Linked DNA regions of Mus musculus: region 1 is linked to region 2. The links are chromatin loops, found by intact Hi-C in ENCODE. Cell type or tissue: left cerebral cortex. All regions are shown on one strand. Each heading gives the region's core, and the rest is flanking DNA. Links, peaks and the distances in the headings are about the cores only.

The links. A loop is a pair of places that touch in the nucleus more often than their neighbours do. Peaks named below come from ENCODE experiments on the same cell type or tissue, not always from the same donor. Only the 100,000 strongest peaks of a DNase experiment are listed, where the experiment ranks them.
Region 1: it touches region 2 in a loop (6-fold over the local background); 14 of 42 quality-filtered maps call a loop at or near these places.

The regions. Positions count from the first base shown.
Region 1 is chr6:114,192,341-114,199,607 of GRCm38, reverse strand. It overlaps Slc6a11 (solute carrier family 6 (neurotransmitter transporter, GABA), member 11), which reads right to left. Exons shown (of 14, transcript NM_172890.3): 6 at 4,863-4,997. Among named protein-coding and RNA genes, the nearest start is that of Gm52916, 31 kb to the right of the region's middle. In left cerebral cortex, for the core only: a CTCF peak has its summit at 3,407; a DNase peak (open chromatin) is centred at 3,392.
Region 2 is chr6:114,093,871-114,101,137 of GRCm38, reverse strand. It overlaps Gm36023 (a long non-coding RNA gene), which reads right to left and starts at 6,788. Exons shown (of 3, transcript XR_377966.2): 1 at 6,239-6,788; 2 at 4,019-4,244; 3 at 2,151-2,416. In left cerebral cortex, for the core only: a CTCF peak has its summit at 4,381 (motif pointing left); no DNase peak of the experiment used is centred there.

The DNA of each region.
Region 1 (7,267 bases), core at 2,471-4,970, 99 kb before region 2:
CCAGGGTCTTGTCTTCCTAGGTCGTCTGATTTGTCCTCCTGTGGGGTGGGCAGCAGGGAAGGTCCTGTCTTGAGGTCCAGCATTTGTAAATCTCACCCTTAGGCTCTGCTCCCTCTGTAGAGGAGGCAGCACAGGGAAGTGGTGTACCAGTGGCCTGCCTGGGAAAGCAGACTCGAGAGCTGGATCTGTGACAAGCCTTTCTGTTCTCGCCCTGAAAACACACACTCAAAACACAATGACAAGCGAGAGCGAAAGGAATCTGGGGCAGGGACAATGTGATTTCTTGCAAGATCCCCTTGGCTCCCCAAAGACTGAAAAGACAGAAAGCGAAAATCTAACGGGGTAAAAAGGGAGTGGGAGTACTCCGCACTTCAGACTGACAGTGAAGACAAACAGAAGTTTAGAAAGTTCTGACCACGGAATGCAAACCACAGGGCGAGCTGCTGCATCACAGGAGAATCTCAGTTTGTTGAACCCTCAACAAAAGCCTTGATTCCTAGTTCAAAGCCACCTTCCTCTTGGGGTGTGTAGCTCTGACTTTTCCTACTAAGAGCCAGACACAAACCAACATGATTCAGGGTCCTACTATGTGCCAGGCCTGGGGGGGGGTGTGTGCAGTAGAATTGAGGAACACAAGGACTTGGACATGTGTATGTATCTGTGCCTTGGCAGACAAACCTTCTTACCCTAAAGGACAGGTGAGAACCTTGACACCAGAGAGAGAAAGGCACAGAGTGGAAGTCACAAAGCTGCGTGGCAGCAGACCGAGTATTCCCAAGTCACTGCTTTGTGCAGAGCATATACATAGGTACTGAAAAATCAGGCTGCCATGACACCAGCAGTGAGCACTCCGAGGATCAACTATCTTTCTTCCAAGAAATGCTCACAGACCATTCTACCTCACTAGAGGCTGTGCCAGGGGCTGGCAATTGAACAGTGGGTATAACAGGTATATCCCCTGCCCCACTGAGTCTACGCTAGAGGGGAGAAGTGCAAGTCCTACCCAGAAGTCTTTGCGATGTCAGCGATGGTGGAGAAGGAACTTGAGGACTGAGAAAAGATATGGGGAGTGGGGAGGACATGGTGGGGTCTTAAATTCCAGGGTCCCTCTGGTGACTGCAATAGCTACATGCGCACCATTAGAATTTTAAAACAACTTCCACAGCTATCTTTTTCTGCCCACAAAAAGGAACTAGCTCCATTTTACTGATGACGAAACGGAAATGGTCCCAAGGTTCCAAAGAGGGAGGGCAGAGTAGTGCCACCCTCAGCCCCAACCTGCATGCACACTATGCACAGAGTGGGCAGAAGGACCGGCTTTGGAGTTCCAGATGGGAGATGACTTGAGAAGGAAGGTGAGAGTCCGTGAGGGTCAGATGCAGTTGCCCACAGGCTTTGGCACTGAGATTGAAGAGAAAAGGTGAGTGGCCAGGTTGTGGCCCCTCCAGACCAGAATGCCTGGTGGATCTCGCTTTGCTGCAGACTGTAGACTCCATGGAGGGACGTGAACCTCTGATACCACCTTAGCCTGTTTTTCTCTCTCAGAGGTAGACTTGGGGAGGAGAGGGGCCTGATTCTCCTCTCCCCCCAGTCTGAGGACTCCAGAGACCAGGACTGAGTACTCTACAGACTGCTGGGCCCAACCCTGCAGCCTCTCCAGAAGAACTCTCAGCAGCCATTCTGTAGGACTTTGTAGAGAGATGAACAGCTCCTGAGACCGATTCCTAGCCAGAGAGACAACCTCACTGCTCATCACTTTCCCCCAATTGCCCAGCCTCCCCATGTCTGGATGGACAGCTTGGGGCCAAGGGCTCAGAAGCTGGAGACTTGCCTGACCTGACAATGTCCCAGAGCTCTAGGTTTCTCTGCCTTCCTGCTGTCTTCTCCCTGGCTCTCAGGAAAGATCTAGATAGCTATGGAGTGATTTTTATTGGTTCATGGCTGAAGGAGGCTTCAACACTGTGGCTTCGAGATTTTCTTCAAGAAATAGGGTGACAAGCCAAATGCCAGGCCCAGTGATGGCTTCTGGGAACTTTTCCTTGTGGAACAACTTGAAGTGCAAATGGGAAACAAAGCCAGGATCATTCTTTAAACCAACATAGAAAAACTTGGCCTTACTAAAGGAGGAGCTACTTGACATGACCATCAGGACACTACCAGAGTCTCTGTTAAATAATCAACTTTCCAAACATGAAGAGTTCTGGTTCTTCCATTCAGAGAGCAAGCATTTGCTGAGCACACATTATATACATAGCGTGGACTAGCCTGGGTGCAGGGAGTATGGGCAAGGCTGATGGGGACCTTGCTTCTCGGCTGCCTTCTTCCTGAACACAGCAGCCACCCCCACGCCACCCAGCATATTTGTTTCTTCATCTCACTGCCAACCTAGCACCTGCTACCATCTCTTGGATTCTGGGTTCTGCTTTTCGCAATTTATTTCATGGACCCTAATCTAAGTACAGGGTCAGCAAATAGCTGATAAAAGAAATGGACATTGTACACTTAAAAATCACACCTCTGCACACACACATACATTTATATAAATATTCCACAGTCACCATGGGTGCTCTGGAAACTGGACATGAAGCACAGGGGTGGCTCACAGTGTCAGATGGCAAGGACCTTTGTGAGGAAGACATGCTTCAGCTGTCTAGAGGATAAGAAGGAGTTAGGGACTAAAGGAAAGTTGTCTGTAGAGAAACGGCACGTGTAAAGGTCCTGAGACAGAAAGGATATATATGTTTGAGTCTCAGAAAGGAGGCTCTTATCTTGAACAAACTGAGACCTAAAAAGCAGGGCAGGGATAAAATAAACAGTGTGGATACAGGTCCCAGAAGTCTTGGGGGGACCACCATTTGGAATTACTCAAGTAACCACGAGCACCCCAGAAAGGATTTAAGCAAAGAGCTGCCAATCAGATTCACATTTCAAACCGCTGTTTGTCTAACTGGCCATGAAGTGGCCTGGAGGAGTCAGGGGTCATTTCTGAAAACCACTAAGGGACCAATCCTGCTTTTGTGTGGAGACAGCAGTAGCCTTCACAACACCAGAGGTATAGGGTGTGAAGAACAGAAAAGGCACAACAGGATCTGGCAAGCAGTAAAGCACTGGGTGTTCCCAGGGTGCTCTGGAGCAGAGCTCAGCAAAGACTAACAGGTAAATGCATGAGCTCAACAAGCTGCCATTCCTGAGGTGGGCCAAGCACAGGTGTGGCTAGAGTCTGGGACTCAGCCTTTAGGATGTTCTCTATGTGTCCAATGAAGTAGCAATTTCATATGCCAGGGACACATTGTATCTCTGTGTATCCCTGAGCCTGGAGATTCTTCATTGACTCCCTGTCACAGACTCTGAGTTCCAGTAAATAACCTGTGTTCTGCAAATCTTTCTATCCACACATCTCAGACAGAGGGAGCCAAAGCCACAGGCTTGAAATCACTCAGAAGCACAAAATACTGACTGGAAGTGAGATACTAGTCCCATGTGATTCATGTATGTTTGTTTCTATATAAAATGGGCATTTCCTGGTTGACACAGCCAAATCTGAGCAAGTGGCTTCTTATGCTGGCATTCCTGCAGAGCTGGGCATATCCCAGTGAGGTCCAGGCTAGTGTCTGGGAACTCCATGAAGGCTTCAGGCATGCTGTGTAGCTTGAGGACTTGGCTGATGAGGGCATCTATATTTAACACACCTCCAGGTCCTTTGCCATGAGCAGTCAGAGGGGCTTGGGCAGAAACACTTGTTATCCGTGACTAGAATAATCTAGGCCTGACTAAAGGTGAGTTGATATCTCCAATTCTTTGTGTGGAGGTGGGGCCGAGGGTAGGTTTGGGTGTCAACTCTTCTACCAAGAAAGCCAGTAAAGATGCATCTTCTCCCCAAGACACCCCAGGACAGGTCTATGGCATCAGGCAGGGAAAAAAAACAGGTTTGTAATTTTAACCAATTCCTAAGTGGTTTAACATGTCCTTTACTTGTGATCATGTTGTCAAAAGGCCACAGACTTCTTATGAAGGAAAGCCTGGTAGTATGGTAGTATGGTAGCATGGCTAACTCAAACATCTGTGGTGAGGGCTGGAGAGACAGATGGCTCAGTGGTTAAAAGCATGTATTGCTCTTTAAGGACTAGAATTTAGTTCCCATCACCCACACCAGGCAGCATAGAACCACTTGTAATTCTAGCTCCAGGCGATCTGACTCCTGTGTCCTCCTCCAACACTACACATACATGGCATATACTCACATACACATGATTAAAATTAGTTAATTAATTAAAATTAAAAACAAATAAATAAAAAATACAATATCTATGATGAATGCTGCCTTGAAACCATCATACTGGATGATCACGTGATCCCACCAAAAAACCCTCCAAAACTTCTCTGACTCCAAAACCCAAAATCTCAAACTTCCAGAATGTCAACATAATGCAAGTAGAAGAGCTCACAGGGGAGAGATTTTGTTTCACAGACAAAACAACTAAAAATTGATATACATATGATATACATGAACAAATAAACCTCATGCTTACAACTGGGCACCATCTCCAAGATGCTCATCAGATATATGAAATATTCCAAAATTCAGAAAAATCCCAAACCTGACATGTTTGACTCCAGGAATTCCAGGTGGGATCATATGTTGAAGGCACTCACCAAGAAGTGTCCCTGTTACCAGGCCACGTAGTTACCTTTAAAGGTTCTCCAGTTGCATTTTAATACCCTTGCTTCCCTGTGTGTTTAATTGATGCATTAGTGATTAATTATCCTGAGGAGGCCCCAGGATTCCACCTACTTACCTGGTGGTGAGTGGAGCAGCCTCAGTGACTGGTGGATGACACTGTGCTTTGAGCTGCAGCCCTTACCTGTGGGTCAGAGAGCCGGGAGAGGTCAGGGTACAGATAGAACTTGATGCCTTCAGAGGCGCCTGGCAACGTGACCCCTCGGATCAGGAGGATCAGCAGCATGATGTAGGGGAAGGTTGCAGTGACATACACGACCTGCCCGGGAGAAGAGAGACAAGAGGTAGGCAGGGGTGGTAGTAGTGGGCTTATTTCACTCAGCACAGCTCCCTCCCCAGCCGGCACACCACCCTTTCTGGAAGCTGCCCTGAAACTAACTAGATGCATGAACCATGCTGTGTCCATCTACACAGCCCAGTCTCAGAAAGACAGTTGGCTCTGAGCATCCTCAGGGTCTTGTTTCCATAGCTGCCAGTAGCCATGGATGCTCATGCCTCTCATATCAAACGGCCCTCAAGACATCTGCATAGAGCTCCACAATTCTCTGTGTCGTCTCTTGACAGCTGACAATATCCAATACAATGCATGCACCATGCAATCAGCACCCTGCATTATCTAGGGAACAATTACAAGGAAAAAAGTCTACACATCCAGTTCCGATGCAAGCATCCATTCATTATTTCTATCTGGGTTTCTTTGAATTCACAGATGCGGCTCCTATGTGACTGGACTGACAGGAAGTACCTAAACTAGAGTCCTAGAAGCAAAGAGTGGGATGATTGTGCCTCCCTTGTCATCTTTGTCATGTTGGGTGTGACATCCCTGTCAATCAAGAGGAACATGTGCAGGAGATGCATCTTCCAAGGCCGTACATGGTTGGCAACAATGTGTCCTATGTTTAAACCTTGAGAGGGGAGATTCCATGTTAGGATTCTTACTGCATAAATAGACTTAGAAAAGAAAGGAGAGAAGGGCTATGATAGCAGTGGGCCTCACCAAGAGCCAAGGGGAGAGGAGCCCACATGCACACATGTTTGCCTCACTCTGCCTACTCCTCAGGGGAGTGTAAATGGAGGGAATATGAGGAGCTTGACAGCAGTGGGTTTCAAACTCACTGAAAGACATAGAAATAACAACCCTGTACCTGGAGCTCTGGGAAAGAAGTGTTTCCCAAACACTTCCATGTGGGTCACTTGCTAATGTTTCTGTCTGACTCCACTCATTTTAAACTGCATTTTCTTACTGTGTGTGGGCTGTGTGCATGACATGGCACTTGTGTGGAGGTCAGAGGAGACGTTTCAAGACTCAGTGCTCTCCTTTCATGTGGCCCCCAGGGGTCGAACTCAGGTTGTCAGGCTTGGCAGCATCTTTTCTAGCTGAGCCATCTTGCTGGTCCTCTGGTTCATCTCTTTTAAAACCTGGCCAGGACTCTTTTAAATCCATTTCACAATTCATTAATGGTCTAAGACCTGCAATTTTGAGAAGAACGGTTCTTAGTAAGAATCTTTTCTTTTTATAACTATAGATAGGCTGAGACATGGGGGTAGGGAAGGAGATGGGAGGTAGAGGCAGAGTGGGAGAAGAAGCAGAAGGGGCAGAAAAGATCCCACACTGGTTTGGAGATCTCTAGGTCTGGTCTGCTTGGAGGAAGATGCTTGAACTCAGAGAAGCTGAGAGAGGCTGAGCCAATGGAGACAGTGCACTCAAGAATACACAGCCCTCCTGGAGCCCCCTGGCTTGAATACTGCTCATGCAAAGCTGGCCAACCATCCATACTCTGGACATCAGTCCTAGGTCCCCACATAGGTGCCAGCCCTCCTCCACTGGAGGATCCTGCAGGACTCAGAGTCCTGCCACATTTGACCCTTTCTCCTTTGTCATTTTCTATTCTCTAATCACCTGCACTGTCCCTTGTTGGGACCTCGCCACTCCTGTTTAGAAGGGAGCTTGTCACCAAGGGTCAGGGATGCTCTTAGATTCCAGTTTAGCTCCACATAGTCCTCAGTGCACACAGATGCAGGACACAGGCTTGCTGATGGCTGGGACTCAGACACCACAGGGCAAGCACGTGCTCTGAGCAGGCTGCCTCTGCTACCGCCTCTCACTCCTGTACAGCTGGGCCGGCTTTGGCCAGAGCACCAGTCCTTCACATCAGTCCTTCATTCACGTCCTCACTTCCGCTTTATGCATGCACTCACAACACTGAAGCCATTCCTGTGCCTGGGTAAGCAAAACTTATCCAATGGGCCTCTCTGCTCTAAGAAGCTTCCTGCTGGTTGAAAAGACAGACATAGAGGAAGATAATACATTCAGTGGTGGCCACAGAGAGGCAGCAGCCCATGACAAGAGCAGTCACAGTAAACTTCTCCAAAAAGGTGACCCAGAAATCAGATCCTAAAGGTGTAGGAGCTCAGGACATGAAATTGGGGGTGGAGGGAAGAGGGAAATGGAATTTCTACTGCATGCCAGGCACACATGGCACACATACATATATACACACAAATGCATGTATATGCATGCATGCACAC
Region 2 (7,267 bases), core at 3,001-5,500:
CCAAAGAAGACTCAGCTCCACCCTGCATCAGCAGGAAGGGCCCCATGGCTCCCACTGGAGTCTGAGAAATGTTGTGTTTTTCTAGACTGAGCCTTTCATCGTTTGAATGAGAGCAGTGAGGTTCAGAAGGAAATGGGTTCACACAGCAGAATGGTACAGCCTTTCATAGAGAGCGGGAAGAGAGGAGTCAGGAGGGCTTAGGCATCTAGAGACCATTAGAGCGAGAGAAGGAAGGTCTCTAGCAGTTTGAATGCCGATATAAACTATCTGAAAGTGAATGTGCCCACAGTGAATGCTTTGTGTCTGGCATCTGCCCTTTGTCAGGGTGTGGCTCTGACTGGCCTCTCCTGCCCTATAGTGGGGTTGAACCTCAGTGTCTAGATCAGTGTCTAATGGTCATGGAGATGTTGTCTCTGTGAAGCACGTGTTCAGACCTGTTACCTAGGCACCTACTGGGCCACCTCTCCTTTTACTGATGTGTAGACTGCCTTTATGTGATGGGGAAAAGGGCAGTGTAAAGTATTTCTGAGGGCTCCAAAGCCCGCCCTCAGACAGTTCATCTTGAGCACTGCCAAGAGCACTCATATGTGTGGAAGTCCACTACATATGAGCACATGAGAGATCAATCTTCCCAGTGCTTATTAAGTCAGTCAAGCACAACTGTAATAAGAGTGTGCTTGACTGGCTCCTCTGGCATGAAGAAGATAGAAAACTTTGACCCTGGCCCCATCCTCACCATCACTCCTCATCACTTTTGAACACACCCCACCCCCATCCCCGCCACCTGGGTTCTATTCCTAAGGTCCTTACTTGCAAATGATTTTTAAAAAAGATTTATTTATGTTTATGAGTACACTGTAGCTGTACAGATGGTTGTAATCCTTCATGTGGTTGTTGGGAATTGAGTATTTAGGACCTCTGCTCACTCCAGTCAACTCCACTCCCTCAGGCCCGGAGATTTATTTATTATTATACATAAGTACGCTGTAACTGTCTTCAGATGCACCAAAAGAGGGCGTCAGATCTCATTATGTGTGGTTGTAAGCCACCATGTGGTTGCTGGGATTTGAACTCAGGACCTTTGGAAGAGCAGTCAGTGCTCTTACCCACTGAGCCATCGTGCCAGCCCCACAGCTGATTTCTTTTTTAAAAGTCACTTTTAAAAAGTTGCATGTTGAGCTCATGGTTTCATTCCCTATGGCTTCTGGATAAAGGGGAGTCTTGGGAGAATGACATGAGAACTGGACCCCAAAATGTAGCTAGGACTGTCACACACCTGTCATTGTGCCTAGGGATTCCCCGGGAAAGCTGTGTTCCTCCCCCAAAGGAATCAGTACCACATGGTTGATACTGCAGCATCCTGAAGCCAGTCACATCTGTGCACAGCCCTGAGCAGGTCTGCAGTGTCCACTTACCCAGTTACACCCTCATCTTCCCCTGAGTCCAGAGGAGCCTGCCTGCTGCCATTGCAGGCTCACTTTCACATCATAATCCCACCCTTTACATCCTCAAACCTGGGGCCCATCTTCCATTTCTGATTCCAAGGCATCATATGCTGTACTCCTCATGGATCCCTCATGGCACAGCATCATCTTAGCACCCTGGGGGAGGGCATGGCAGAGGGCTTCGGGAGACAGGCACAGCACGGGGTCACAGGCATGGGGATGGTTGATAGAAGATGCCTTTCATCAGGGGGTCAAGACAGGAAGTCCAGATTGGGAACGCATAAGAAGATGGGCTCCTGCCCTCACTGAACACCTCTTTTGAGGTTGGACACGCATGACTCTACCGCCTAACTGTCCCCAGAGTGGGGCTAAAAAGATCTCGTCATGGAAGCTCTCTCTTTGACATTTTGACTGAGCTGTTTTGCCTCCAGGTGGGTGACCTAGAGCAAGTGTGTATGACGGGCACAGACCAAAAATAACATGCACACGGATGTTCAAGTCACGTCCCCCAGAGCATTTCCGCTGTCCACCCAAGTTCTGAGACGATGGTTTAAAGGTTAGGTGTCTCCTCCAGGAAAGGTAGCTGTTTGTCTTGCCTGAGCAAAAATGGATGCACTCACAGCTTCCAATGGGCCCTGCCTGGCGGAGCGGAAGGGAGGAGAGCTCGCGCGCAAAGGTCAGACTTAAAACTTCTGAAGAGAAAAGTGCAACACAGGAGAAATTATTCAAACCCAGATGGGAAGCTTGAATCCACAAACTGGGGGGTGCAGCTTGGTCATCGGTGGCACGCGTGTTACCAACAGGCTGAGTTGCGCTGAGGCATCAAGCAGCCCCTCCACATTAAAGCCTTGCAACCCCCGCCGATTCTTTGTCACTCAAGTCTTGTTTGTCTGCAGTATGACAGCATCTCCCTGTCACATCGCTTCACTCTGGGATCCAGGCTACTGACCGGGCATGTGGAATGTTGCTGCCTAGTGATAAAAAGGAAAGAGGCTGGCTAGATGGCTCAGGAAAGACACTTGCTGCTAAGCCTGATGACCTGCGATTGCTCCTAGGGACACACATAATAGACACACATAATAATCAACTCTCAAAAGCCATGCTCTGGGAGCCCTTGCATACACGCACCCCACCAACATTCACACATAAATAAATGGACAGCGACTGAGGAAGACACCCAATGCTAACTTTTAGCCTTCACAAACACCTGTGCATATGTGTCCATGCACCTACACCCATATGTCCAATTTCATGATTATATACACACTTACATGTGTACCACACATATGCAAAAGGAGACAGCTATCTCGGACACTTACAATGTTAGCTAAGCATTAGAGTCACTCAGGGACCATTTAAAAAAAAATCCTGATTCCCAGGTTAATAGGTCAATACTTTAGCATCTCTGAGGGTGAGACTCGGTGTGGGTGTTTTCTACAGTTCATCTGATTGTTCCAACAGGTAGCCAGGTTTGGCGACCAATGCTGGGTGGCTGATAAATCAGGGCTCCTGCAGGTTTGCTTCTGGATGATATAACAGTGACACTTAGGGAGGGCTTGGGGTCAGTTGGTAGCCTTTCCCCACACCCACTCAGATGGTAAGATGCTAGCAGGATGCCCAGGATGGTGCTGTTGGGCTGGAGAGCACATCTACCCCAAAGTATAGGAGGAGTCAAAATTTTGACGCCAGCAGAACATGGAGGTGCTAGCACAGTGATGCCATGATTTCTGAGGACTTAGGACACAGAGCTGAGGGGTCATTCTGTTCCAGAGGTCTGAGTGTCTGCCATGGGTGTGCACTGTGCCTCTGTCAGATTTGTCCCTTAATGACAAAACACAGGGGCCCCTTTGCCTTAACACAGCTTGAGCTCTTTTGCTAATGTTAGGACGTCCATCATTGCCTTGTGCATCTCCCTGGGACCCTTGAGGAATACACTGGCTCTCAGGTTTCTTATACCATGAACGTGTTCCTAAGTTGTATCTAGGAGAGCTATTCCTCAGACCCTTTTGCCTCCTCAAATGGATCCTCTTATCCAGATTCAATGTTCTGCGGGCCCTGTGCTTGGACCTACCACAGTCCAAGGATCCCACTTAACGAGGTATTCTTTGTCCCCCACATCAAGTAAGAGACTATGGCAGGAAGTAAAGCCATGGCCCTGGTGTGAGGACACTTTTTACTGGCCCCTGCTGTGGCCAGAGATCTTGTCACATAGCAGAATGCTAACTTAGAAATAACTTTGAGATTTTGATGGCTGACTCCAGAGCACACCAGAACACTCCTGTAGATCCTCAGAACACAGACGTTCTCAGGAACTGGCCCAGGATTTTCTCTCTGGGGTCCTTGATGGGGTTTGGAAGGAGTCAGGGAGGGATCCTGACTGGAGCCCTAGAGGAAGAGAACCTGGTGGCTGTTACAGGGTATGACAGCCAGGGTCATAGCTGTACCTGTTGTTCCCACTTAGTACAAGGGACAGAATTATCTATAGCTCCAACTGTCCCCCAAAATCTTGGGGTAGGTGTTCCCTCACCTCAGTGTCCCTGTCCCCCAAAGGCTGGGGGCTAGTGCTCCCTCACCTCTGTGTCCATGTGATCCATCCCTGCAGCAGGCACGTGGCAGGTACTTAATATCATGGTACAGCCATGGCCCTGGTCACAGCCGACCCTAGTAGCCTCCAGGCTTCACCTGCCCATCCTGTTTGCCAGAGTGTAGAAGCAGGACAGCCTTTAGGTCCCCTTAACACACGAGACGGGGCTGGGGATACTGGCACCGGCGTAACGAGTGTCTGCTTTACTGTGGCTGCTGAAGAAAGAAAAAATTTAAAACACACCTTATGGATTACAAAACAGAATTGGTTGCCTTTATGCCTCATGGTGGGAAGAACATTTCTGTTATCTCAATTTATAAGATGCCATCTGGAGGCCAAGAAGAGATAAGTGAGTGGTTTCAGAAGCCTTTGATTTGGTTAGTTTCTAAAATCCCCTGTGTCTGAAATTGCTGTAACTACTTTCTTATACCCCTTGCCTTTCTGGGGCCGGTTCTTCCTCAGATATGATGTTTGAGGGGGCTGGGGCTCAGGGAATGGGCAAGGACAAAGACAGGGAAGGAAGGATGCACAGTGTGTCTACAACTTGAAAGGCACAACACAGAGTGTTTTCTCTCTCTCTCTCTCTCTCTCTCTCTCTCTCTCTCTCTTGGCTCTAGAGTACCTATATGTCAGAATTGATGGATCCATCTGCAAACAATATGGTCTGCACCTTCTCTGATGCTATGCTGGGTTTCTTGCTTAGTAGCCACAGGTAATTGGGGCTTCTCAGGCATACTCAGAGAGACCTGACCTGTGGTGATCACCTGTAAGAGCTCCTAATGCAATGTGATATTTAAGTGTAGATGTCAGCCCAACCCGATTAAGTTAGGATAGCCACACAGTTGCTAATGACACTTCTGTGTGGTCTGTGAGCATAATCCCAGGAGAAACTGACAGGTGAGTATGTGGGTGGGAACATCTCTACTCATGACAGATGGCACCAATCAATCATCGAAGGCCTTGAAACTATCAGGGAAGTAAGCAGGCTGTCCTGGAGCAGTCTTTCCTGCTCACAGACATTGTAGCTTCAGGTTGCCTGGCCTTCGGACTTCAGCGCTCACATCAGCACCCTCAGGTGCTCATGCGCTATACCATGTACAGAGATGCTAGGACTCAGGGTTGACATGGGGCCACCGGCTAACACCTAGGATTTCCCAGCAGCATCTAGGCAGCATCTCCTGGGACTTCTCAGCCTCTGTGATCACAAGAGCCAGTGCTCCCAGGAAATACCCTCTCCTGCATCTCTGTATTTGGCTATCTGCCCACGGTGTCTGTGCAGTCCCCTGACCACTATACTGTAACTTGCTTCATGTGGGTCCACTCTTCCCTAGTTTGCTTTCCACCTCTCTGCTGTCATTTGTCCTTGACCCCTTGTTTCAGTCTTTGCTTCCGGGAGGACCCAGGTCCAGCAATAGGTGAGAGCTTTGTGTATTGGGATAAGTGTTTTGACCTTGAAAGTCTCAGTTTTCTCATCTGATGTTTCTGTTTCTTGGGCGACAGGCATATTACTATAGACAGGTAGCCCGGGAATGAGGTGGTGGCTATAGATAGGCGTCACAGTCTTTCTGTTTGTTTTGATTTTTCAAGACAGGGTTTCTCTGTATCGCCCTGGAACTCTCTTTGTAGACCAGACTGGTCTCGAACTCGCAGAGATCCGCCTGTCTCTATCTCCTGTTAAAGGGAGTATTAAAGATGTGCACCACCACCGCCCAACCCCCAGTAGTCTTTAGGTAAGTTGTTATGGATTCTTTGTAATGCATCCCAGAAAGGAATGCATAGTGACCATGTAACACTTAACACGACAGAGTAAATAGCCACATAACCTTTCCAGCTGAGGCATGTTCACTATCAATCTCTCCTGTGCACACCTGTGCTCAGGAATCCTCCGAGGACTGATGGAAGAGGCGAGCCATGGGGGTCCCCAGACTGGGAGCCTTGCAGGTGACTAGAGCTCAGCAGTCATTCCTTATTGGTGATATTGATGATCAACGTCCCTCCCCGCCAAGGCTGTGGACTCAGTAGGAGGTTGACAGGAGGCCACAGGGAGGCCAGGCGCCCCTCTGAGTGGCGAACGCAGGACTGAGCCAGGCCCAACATTAGAGTAGGTATGAGAGGCCAGTAGCCCAAGGCCTTAGCTGCCCGGGCAGGAGCTGCCATCCCGTGGATCCTCAGTGTCCCCTGTCCCTGCTCTTATCTAGCCCAGGATCACCTGTTTCCTTCACTGCTTCCCCTTTTCAGTCAGAGGCAGGGCAGGAACCAGCAAGGGTCAGGTGAGAGAGACCTTCCAGAAGGGGCTTCCGGTAGAGGAGGACAAAGGGATGGCCCAGAGTTCCAGCCCCTGGGCAGACCCGTCCTCTCCTCTCCAGGGCGGAGGTGGACCTTGGGCCCATGAATCGTGGCCAACGGATGAGGTTTTGTTCAACTTATGCGTCCCCAGCCCAGGGCCCAGCCACCGAGAGAGGCTCTTTCCTGAGAGGCCGGACTTTCCCACAGGAACAAAGTGTGGCTTGTTTGCCGGGCATGAATCTTGGCGTGGGGCAGCCAGGCCAGGCTTGGCGCTGCCCGGCGGCGGCCCGGCGATATCACTCAGGCACATTCCGCCTTCCCCACAGCTGGGGCTGACAGCAGGAAGCTGCGGGGAGCCTCAGGACAAAGGCAGAAAAATGGGCCACGTTTATTCATTCACTGACCAGCCTGGGCCTGGTTGGCCCATGGGCCCGTCTCCATGGCAATGGGCGGCCTTGGTGTTCTTGGTTGGCTCCCCTGTGACCACGGCCCCCCCGTGACCACACCCCCAACACAGGCAGAGCATCATGGAGACAGAAGCTTGCCTGGAACCTCTACCTCATAGAAGGGGAGCCCAGGGGAGATGCTCTGTGGGAGTGGAGAGCTAGAGTTGAGTTCCAGAAACCAAAGATCTGGCCACGCCTGACAAAGTGAGGGCACGGCAGGAGACTCAGGTCCTCACAGTAGCACCTACAATGCGCTGGTTTATGGATGTGTGTATCACGCCCACTCAGCTTGCTCACACAAATTGCAATCGCACAGCTTTCCAAAATGTACTCCGAGGGTGTTTGGCACCCCACAAGCGTCACAGCCACGGGGCAGACGCACAGTGAAACTCCAGTCGGTACCATCTTTGCAGGCATCGAGTCAAAACTTTCAGAGACTGGCCTGGGGCTTATTTTTCTCACACATTTAAGCATAGTAAAACTTTGGGACAGGGTTGCCAGGTGAC